3 separate regions of the Mus musculus genome follow, and all the other regions are linked to region 2. Evidence: chromatin loops called from intact Hi-C (ENCODE). Cell type or tissue: left cerebral cortex. All regions are shown on one strand.

Region 1 (2,500 bases), 250 kb before region 2:
GCTTAGGGAAGGGCAGGCAAATGATGGTGCCAGGCATCTTCTGTAAAATACTCACTGCCTTTTAGGAAGGGAGGGAGTGTAGGCTCCCACTTGTTCAAGAGTCAGTGATACCGTTGACAGCAAGGGAGACCTCAGTGTGGGATCTCAGTGGCTTCAGTCTTACAGAGCAAGCAGCATTTCACCGCATTTCATCTCCTCTTCAATATGTGGTCCTCAGGTTCAACCCACAATTATTTCCTTCTTTGAAAGCTGTAATGTGGTCTTCCGACGAAATATTCCAGCATTGCCTTTTGAATTGCCAGGGCAAAGATTCTTCCCTACATCTGTCCCCTGCAAAGAGTATTTTGGGAAAATGAATCACACATGGTATTCTGCTCAGATGACGCCGGCAGGCTCTGATGGCAAGTCTCCAGGGAGATTTGGGTTCGATAGTTAGTCACCATGTCCTATGGACTGTGCCTTTGAAATGTCGCTCTCATCTTGCCTTTGGAATGTTTCTGTTCTCTTTCCTGCTCCATGTTGCTCTAGCCAACACTTTTTAATCTCTGTTCTGGTTCCTGGTGCCTGGCTTTCAGCACCTTGTAGCTGGTCAGCTTAGACTTCTTGCTTAGAATCCTGAAGTAGCTTCCATTTTCTCGTTATGGAATGGACACATCCCTTCCTAGTATTAAAGCCTTCTCTCATCTGTTCCCAAACGACCCATCCAAGCGTGACTGATCTTTCTCCATGTCACAGATTCTCTGTTCCCATGGGACCAGAATCCTCATGATGCCCAAGCCTTGTCTGCTGTCTAATTTACTTTTTTTTTTTTTTTTTTTTTTTATGAGCCAGAGGATATCCCTGCCTAGTCCTACATACATTCTTCAGTGTATAGTCATCCAGGGCCAATGTCCTGCTTTTATTCTTCTATAAATGTCTTTAAGACTTTCTAATAAACCAGAAGAAACACAGTTTTTGATTTTTTTTTTTTTTTTAGTTTTAGGGCCAATGAGATGGCTCAGCTGGTTTGGCAATTTGACTTCAATCCCTGGATTCCACAAGGTGGCAGAAGAGAACCAACTTCTGAGAGTTGCCCAATGAGTACACACACTCATACACACACACACACACACACACACACACACACACTCACACACACACACACACAAGCACATGCACATATACAATATATGCATGCACACACAGATACAATCATACATGCTCATAAAATGCATAAATATATAAATACTTTTAATGATGATAATTCTAGTGTATACTTCTTTAATGCATTTAAAATGTCTTCAGCAATCATCGTAATTCTTGATAAAGACATGCTTGATGAATTTTGCGTTTCTTAGAACTGAAAGTGATTAGAGTCAGCTTCTGAAAATATATCACAGTTACTCTAAGTTAATTCAGGAAAAGTATGTGTGTGTGTGTGTGTGTGTGAGAGAGAGAGAGAGAGAGCACGTGCACATGTGTGCAGGCACATCTACGTGCATGAATGCATATGGAAGCCAGCGTTTTATATCCTGTGCCTTCCTCATTTGCCTTTCACCTTATTTATTTATTTATTTATAGACAGGGTCTTTCATAAAACCTTATTTCACTGATTTGGTGAACCTAGTTACCAATAAGCTCCAGTGGCCATCCTATCTCTGTCCATGTTCTGGGACTACAGACATGCATTGTTGCTCATACCTGACATTTTTTACAAACGTGGATGCTAGGATCAAACTCAGTTCCTCATGTTGTACAGCAAGCGCTGTACTGACTCAGCCCTCTCCTTGTGCCCCTTCTGAAGAAACTTCACCATCTTCAGGAAATTGTGGTCTTTGCATTGCAGGTGTGGAATGAGGTAGGTTACAGTGCCCATTTTAAAAATTCTCATAATACAGTCATTCCTGTGACCAGCATCTTATCATCACCTCTGTCAACAAAGGTCCCTTCAGTCTCCCTCTTTCTGTAGAGTACAAGAATTCCCACCTAAGTATTGTGTTGATTCACTTCATTGTTTTAAAAAACATGGCTTTCTTAGTCAAAGTCTTCACAGAAGTTGAAATGCATGCCAAGATCATTGTCTTAATACAGCTTCGAGCACGCCACATCTCTGCACACATTCTTCCAAGTCTGAACGTAACTACTGCTTTTGGGGCAGCACATGGGCCATCATCTTCTAGGGAAGTAGGATCTTGACCCATAACTAAGGCTAGTTTTTACATAAACAGCCACAGTGGAGGTTGCCCAAATGTCTGTGTCTGTCCACAGACTTATAAATAAAAATAGTCAGCTGGAAGTTATAGCTGTCCTTTGTTAGAAGAAGGAATTTCTTTAATAATCAAAGAATAGCAGTTTTTAATTTCTCTCTTAGATAGCAAGGGCTTACTAAGGAACTTCTCATGCCTCTTGTAGGATCTTCACTCTGTGTTCTAGAATATTTTCAGGAGCCTTCCTTGTGGGTAATCTTCCACACAGTGTATACTATTCCTGGGTTAAAAGATTCACACCTTGAATTCCATTT
Region 2 (2,500 bases):
TATTGTGGAAAGACTGCCAAACTTGATTTCCTCTTTGGAAGCCTATGAGCACCAGAAACCTGGTTTTGGAAGAGGCTGCTAATGGTTCTGCCTGTCTAGGTGGAGGTAGGTGGAGACTGTGATGGGGAAGGCAGATCCCAACTGTCTGCAACCTAAGGCGCTATGAGATTCCGTAGGAACAGACTGCGCGGTCCTTATTTTAAAACTGACCTGAGTCTGTCCCGCCCCACTCTCTCCTTTGTATAATGCTCTTGTCTTTGAATCCGAACTTATATACCAGTGGAGCATCTCCAATCCCAGATTCATGGGCACATCTATTTAGCATAAGTCAGGAGGAAAGATGTTGGTAGCAGGCAAAGAGCAGAATCCGACCCGGAGTGGGCAGTTGCCTGAAATATCAGACATCCTTTCCTCCTGGCTGCGGAGACCTCTGAGAGACAGAGACAGGACCTGGAATCGCGCGCCACCAAGCCACCAACCCAACCCAGCAACTTACGTGCGCGCATCAGGTATGTAGAAGTCCAGTGAGTAGCCGAAGTAGCTGCCCTCGGGGCCACTGTACACAGTGAGCTTGTCCACATCCAAGTTGAACGCCAGACACGCAGGGGACCACAGCATCCCCAGCGCGGCCGAGACGCAACAGAGACGCGCGAACGGAGGTGCCCGGTTCCCCGGGGGACCACAGTGGGTTCCCGCAGACATCGCCCTCCTTCCCGAACGCTGTTCACCCGGGATCGGGAGCCGTGGAGCCCAGAGGAGAAGGCCTGACGCTCCCCAGAGGCCGGTGTCCCGGGTCGGTGAGCTAGGAGCGTCCACAGTGACAGTCCTCTCGCCCTGTGCGGCCCGCCGACCCCGCTGCTCTGGGCTTGCAGCAGCGGATCCCGCGCTCGACCCTCTCCAGCCCCTGGCTGGGGCCGGCGCGCTCTTCGCGCCCTCTAGCGGCTAGTTCTCAGGCTGCAGGACGGAGCTTGCGGTCTAGGACCGGGCAAGTGCCTGTTGAGCCCGCTAGATTTCGAGTCTCTAGTTTAAGGACCATCTAAATTTTATGGATGTCACCTCAAGTCATTGTTTTGGAGAAGCGGTGTTCCATATGCGGCGAGAATTTAATGATTTCCCAATATTGCGCAGCTCGGATACAAGCATACAAAAGAGTATACCAACTCCAGAAAAGAGTGGTTATATGGCTGTCACCTCTACCTTTGAGGGTAAATCAGTTTCTTCCTCAGTAAATGGGATTTGATAATGGAATGTAAGAACCCTCTTCCTCTCCTATTCCGCTGACATACTAATACAAAAATCCTGTAGGTTTTCTCAGTCTTTCTCAAGGGCATCTCTGGCACATTGTATGATTTGGTATAAACCTCTATCCTATGAGGTTGTGATGAAGGACTGCAAAGTCAGAAATGCTGCAGTTAACAGTTTTCAAAAGCAGGGCTTGGGAGTGAAAGTTTGAGACAACAGGATCTCTTCCTCACCAGTACTAGTTGTTGATCTTTCGAGGAGCCCGAAGGTGAAGGGAGCAGACTAGAACTGTGTGTATAAATGGTTTTTTATAAATACAAACTTTTCAGGACATAGATTGGTGATAAAAAAAACAACATGACTCTGAGGTCACACAGAATTTAAGTGTAGGCAAAGAAGTGTGGGACATGGTGACACATACCTGAAATCCCAACACTGTTTTGTTTGGGGGCAGGGGCTGTAATAAGAGGATCTTTTGTTGGACAGCCTGGGCTAACCTAACAAGTTCAAGACTAGCCTGAGAAGGCTGTGTTAAATATATATATATATATATATATATATATATATATATATATATATACACACACACACGTGTGTGTGTGTGTGAGAGAGAGACAGAGACAGAGACAGAGACAGAGAGACAGAGAGAGAGACAGAGAAGGGGCAAGCTGTTTCTGGGTAATTTCAGGAAAGTTGGAAACAAATTTAGATGTAGACAAGAATTTGAATAGGAGACTTAGATTTGGACCTCCCGGAAGCAGATGAGGGAAACACTGAAGGCACTAATCTCCTAGCATTAGATGACCATGTACAAGATCGTAGTGAAAAGGAGTATCCAAGGAGTGGTCTGAAATAGGGCTGGATGGATCCTGAGACCAGGGATCCAGGCAAAAGTAGCCAAAGCAGAAATATGATAGGCACCAGAGATTCAAATGTCCAGTGGCAAGTCATCTGAATAAAAAGAAAGCAGGGATGGACAAGGGAATCCCAACCTGGTTGACAAGACAAAAGGAGAAAAGGGCCATGAAAGTTAAGGAAAAGGCTGAGATTGGGGGAGGATGCACAGCAGAAAGGATCTAAGCTGAGTCTTAAGTTACCTACTTAGGAGAAAATAAGTGAAGTGAGTGGATGAATAAGATGCCAACTTACTCATCTAAGAATAATTAGTACCACTTCCTACAACTGGGGGACCCATCAGAAGGTTGATACAATTTGAGTAGACTAGACAAAAATCTCAGCCTACTAGGAAAAAAAAAAT
Region 3 (2,500 bases), 510 kb before region 2:
TGCCTGCCTTCTCTCAGGCTCTCGTACATCCTCACCTCAGACTCTCATTGCAGCAACCCTGTAACTATTCCTGCCTCTACCTGTGTTCTTAAGTCCACCTTCTGTGTAGCTGCTCTTGCTAATTCACATTGATTGCCAATGGTAGCTGACTGCCTGTCCTCCCAGAAAATAAACGAAAGACTTTATTAAGAGGTTCCTTCTTGCAAGATGTGTTCATCACTATTGATTGTCACCTTGCCAGGACCTAGAATTACCTGAGACACATCTCTGGGCACATGTGTGAGGGGATTTTATTTTAGATTCAGTTAATTGAGGTGGAAGACCCACAACTGCAGTTGAATTTTAGAAGAACATTATACCTGGCATTTATTCTGGAGTGATAGCTACTTAGGCCTTGAGGTCATCTCTTAGGAATAATTGGTTGTATCTGAAATCTATGGGATTGCTCTTTCTTGGGAATTTTAGAACCTTAGCATAATCTCAGTCATAAGACATTCCTGGCAAATCCGGAATTCTTATAGTAACTGTGTTTGCTTAGGTAAAGACTCCCCAAGACAACTTCTCTATCTGATAAGAGATTTTGGTATTCAGGAACTGACTTAGAAAGGTTGCCTTTATTGTAACAATCAATAAAAAGCACTTCTGTGAAGCTGCTAGGTGGTCAGTCCATCAGAGCTGTTCCACTGCCTGCTAGGAAGCCTTAATACACCCCACAGTGTCTGCCTCTGTCTTTGATCGACCTGGGCAGCAGCATTCCTTAGGTTGAAGGAGAAAGCGAGAGATGGAGTGAGGGACAGCATTCATCTTCTGTGTCCTGCCTGGGGATGCGGGTGACAGATTGTCTCCAGTTCCTGCTGCCTTGCTTTTCCTGCCATGACGGTCTGTACCCTGGGGTATTTCATTAGAACAAGAAAAGGAGCTACTACACTGATGACACAAGGCCCTACTACAGATCTGAGGCTACCCTAATTTGCTGAATAGCCCAGGCTGGCCTCAGATTGCTGATCCTCCTGCTTCACCCTCTTGAGTGCTGGGATTGCCACTTTGCCTGGCTCACTGGGGCTTCTGGCCCTTCCCCTAAGACCTGCTTCCACATGGCTATCTGTTCATCTGGATAGCATGCTTTCTCCATGTTAGGCACATCTTCAGCTCAGTCAGGACAGAAGTTGCCTGGGATAGAAATGGATAAAAACTACAATCAACTGAAAACAGATCTAATACATTGCTTCCCATGCAAAAGGAGATCTATGAGGCAATGTTTACAAAACAAAAGGAAAATCAACGGCGAGATTGGAAAGGAATACAACTCTGGCTTAAGAAATGAGAGAAGCTTGCAATGAGAGAGGGGCCTGGGGCCTAAAGAAAGCCACCACTGGACAAAATTTATGCTGGAACGTTGCTGCAGTTTACCAGAAGGTGGCAGACCAGGAAAAAAATGTCCCTTTTATTCTCACAAATGTCAAGGTAAAGGAGGAAACCAAAATCACCAGTAATTCCACTGCTCAGTTATAGCTAGTCTTTTTTTGTTTTGTTTTTGCTTTTGTTTTTTCGAGACAGGGTTTCTCTGTATAGCTCTGGCTGTCCTGGAACTCACTCTGGAGACCAAGCTGGCCTTGAACTCAGAAATCCACCTGCCTCTGCCTCCCAAGTGCTGGGATTAAAGGCATGCACCACGACTGCCCAGCTAGTCTTTTCTTAAAATAAGTATTTTATTAATGTTTTTGTGTGTTTGAAGTGTGTGTATACAGGCACTCGTGACTGGAGGTTATACAACAACTTTGAGGAACCACGTTTTCCCCTTTGGTGGTGGGATGCAGGGAATCTGTCTCAGATCCTCAGGCGCACATAGAGTGTAGTTGGCTATCCTGTTCCTGTAAGAAATACCATGAGCAAAGCAACCTGGAGAGGACGGTTCATCTTATACTTCACACCTTTCCCTCCTTGAGGGAAAGCAACGACAGAGCTCAGGGCAGAAGCTTGATGGAAAAACTGCAGAGGTTCGCTGCTTACTCCCCGATTCATGTTCAGCTACAGCCCTGGCCCACGTGCCTCAGTATCACCCACAGTGGGCTGGGCCCCCTCTCCCCCATCAATGAGCAATCAGTAAAATGCTCCCACAGATACGGTCACAGGTCCATCTACCCTAGGCAGATCTTCACTTGAGGTTCCCCTTTCCCAGGTGACAGTCGGTTTGTATGAAGTTGACAACTGCAGCTAACTATGACACGCCAAGTGCTTATACCCACTGGACCATCTCAATGGCACAGTATTCCACTCTTATTCCACCCAACCTATCATCAAAATAAGTGTGGTTGAGACAGTGCAGTCTATGCAATTTGCCCTAACTTTATACTGAGAACTTTGTGCACTTGGCTTTTAAATCTGTCAAGTACTTCATTTATCACGGTACTGTCTGCATTAATTATATTTTATAGAAAGGTTTGTTTGTCTGCTTGCTGTATTAAGGATCAAACTCAAGGCCTTGTGCATATCAGACAAC

The links. Hi-C counts contacts between places; a loop is a spot of excess contacts. Peaks named below come from ENCODE experiments on the same cell type or tissue, not always from the same donor. Only the 100,000 strongest peaks of a DNase experiment are listed, where the experiment ranks them.
Region 1: it touches region 2 in a loop (5-fold over the local background); 13 of 42 quality-filtered maps call a loop at or near these places.
Region 3: a loop joins it to region 2, with 2.9 times the contacts of the local background. A loop is called at or near these places in 3 of 42 quality-filtered maps.

The regions. Positions count from the first base shown.
Region 1 is chr2:12,049,135-12,051,634 of GRCm38, forward strand. No RefSeq gene overlaps it. Among named protein-coding and RNA genes, the nearest start is that of Gm34768, 150 kb to the left of the region's middle. In left cerebral cortex, a CTCF peak has its summit at 1,020 (motif pointing right); DNase peaks (open chromatin) are centred at 398 and 1,051.
Region 2 is chr2:12,301,081-12,303,580 of GRCm38, forward strand. Itga8 (integrin alpha 8) reads right to left here and starts at 864. Exons shown (of 30, transcript NM_001001309.3): 1 at 497-864. The coding sequence starts at 702. E030013I19Rik (RIKEN cDNA E030013I19 gene) reads left to right here and starts at 166. Exons shown (of 2, transcript NR_040353.1): 1 at 166-509. In left cerebral cortex, a CTCF peak has its summit at 948 (motif pointing left); DNase peaks (open chromatin) are centred at 107, 499 and 916; H3K4me3 peaks cover 1,205 bases; H3K27ac peaks cover 912 bases.
Region 3 is chr2:11,793,455-11,795,954 of GRCm38, forward strand. No RefSeq gene overlaps it. Among named protein-coding and RNA genes, the nearest start is that of Ankrd16, 17 kb to the left of the region's middle. In left cerebral cortex, a CTCF peak has its summit at 1,411 (motif pointing right); a DNase peak (open chromatin) is centred at 1,427.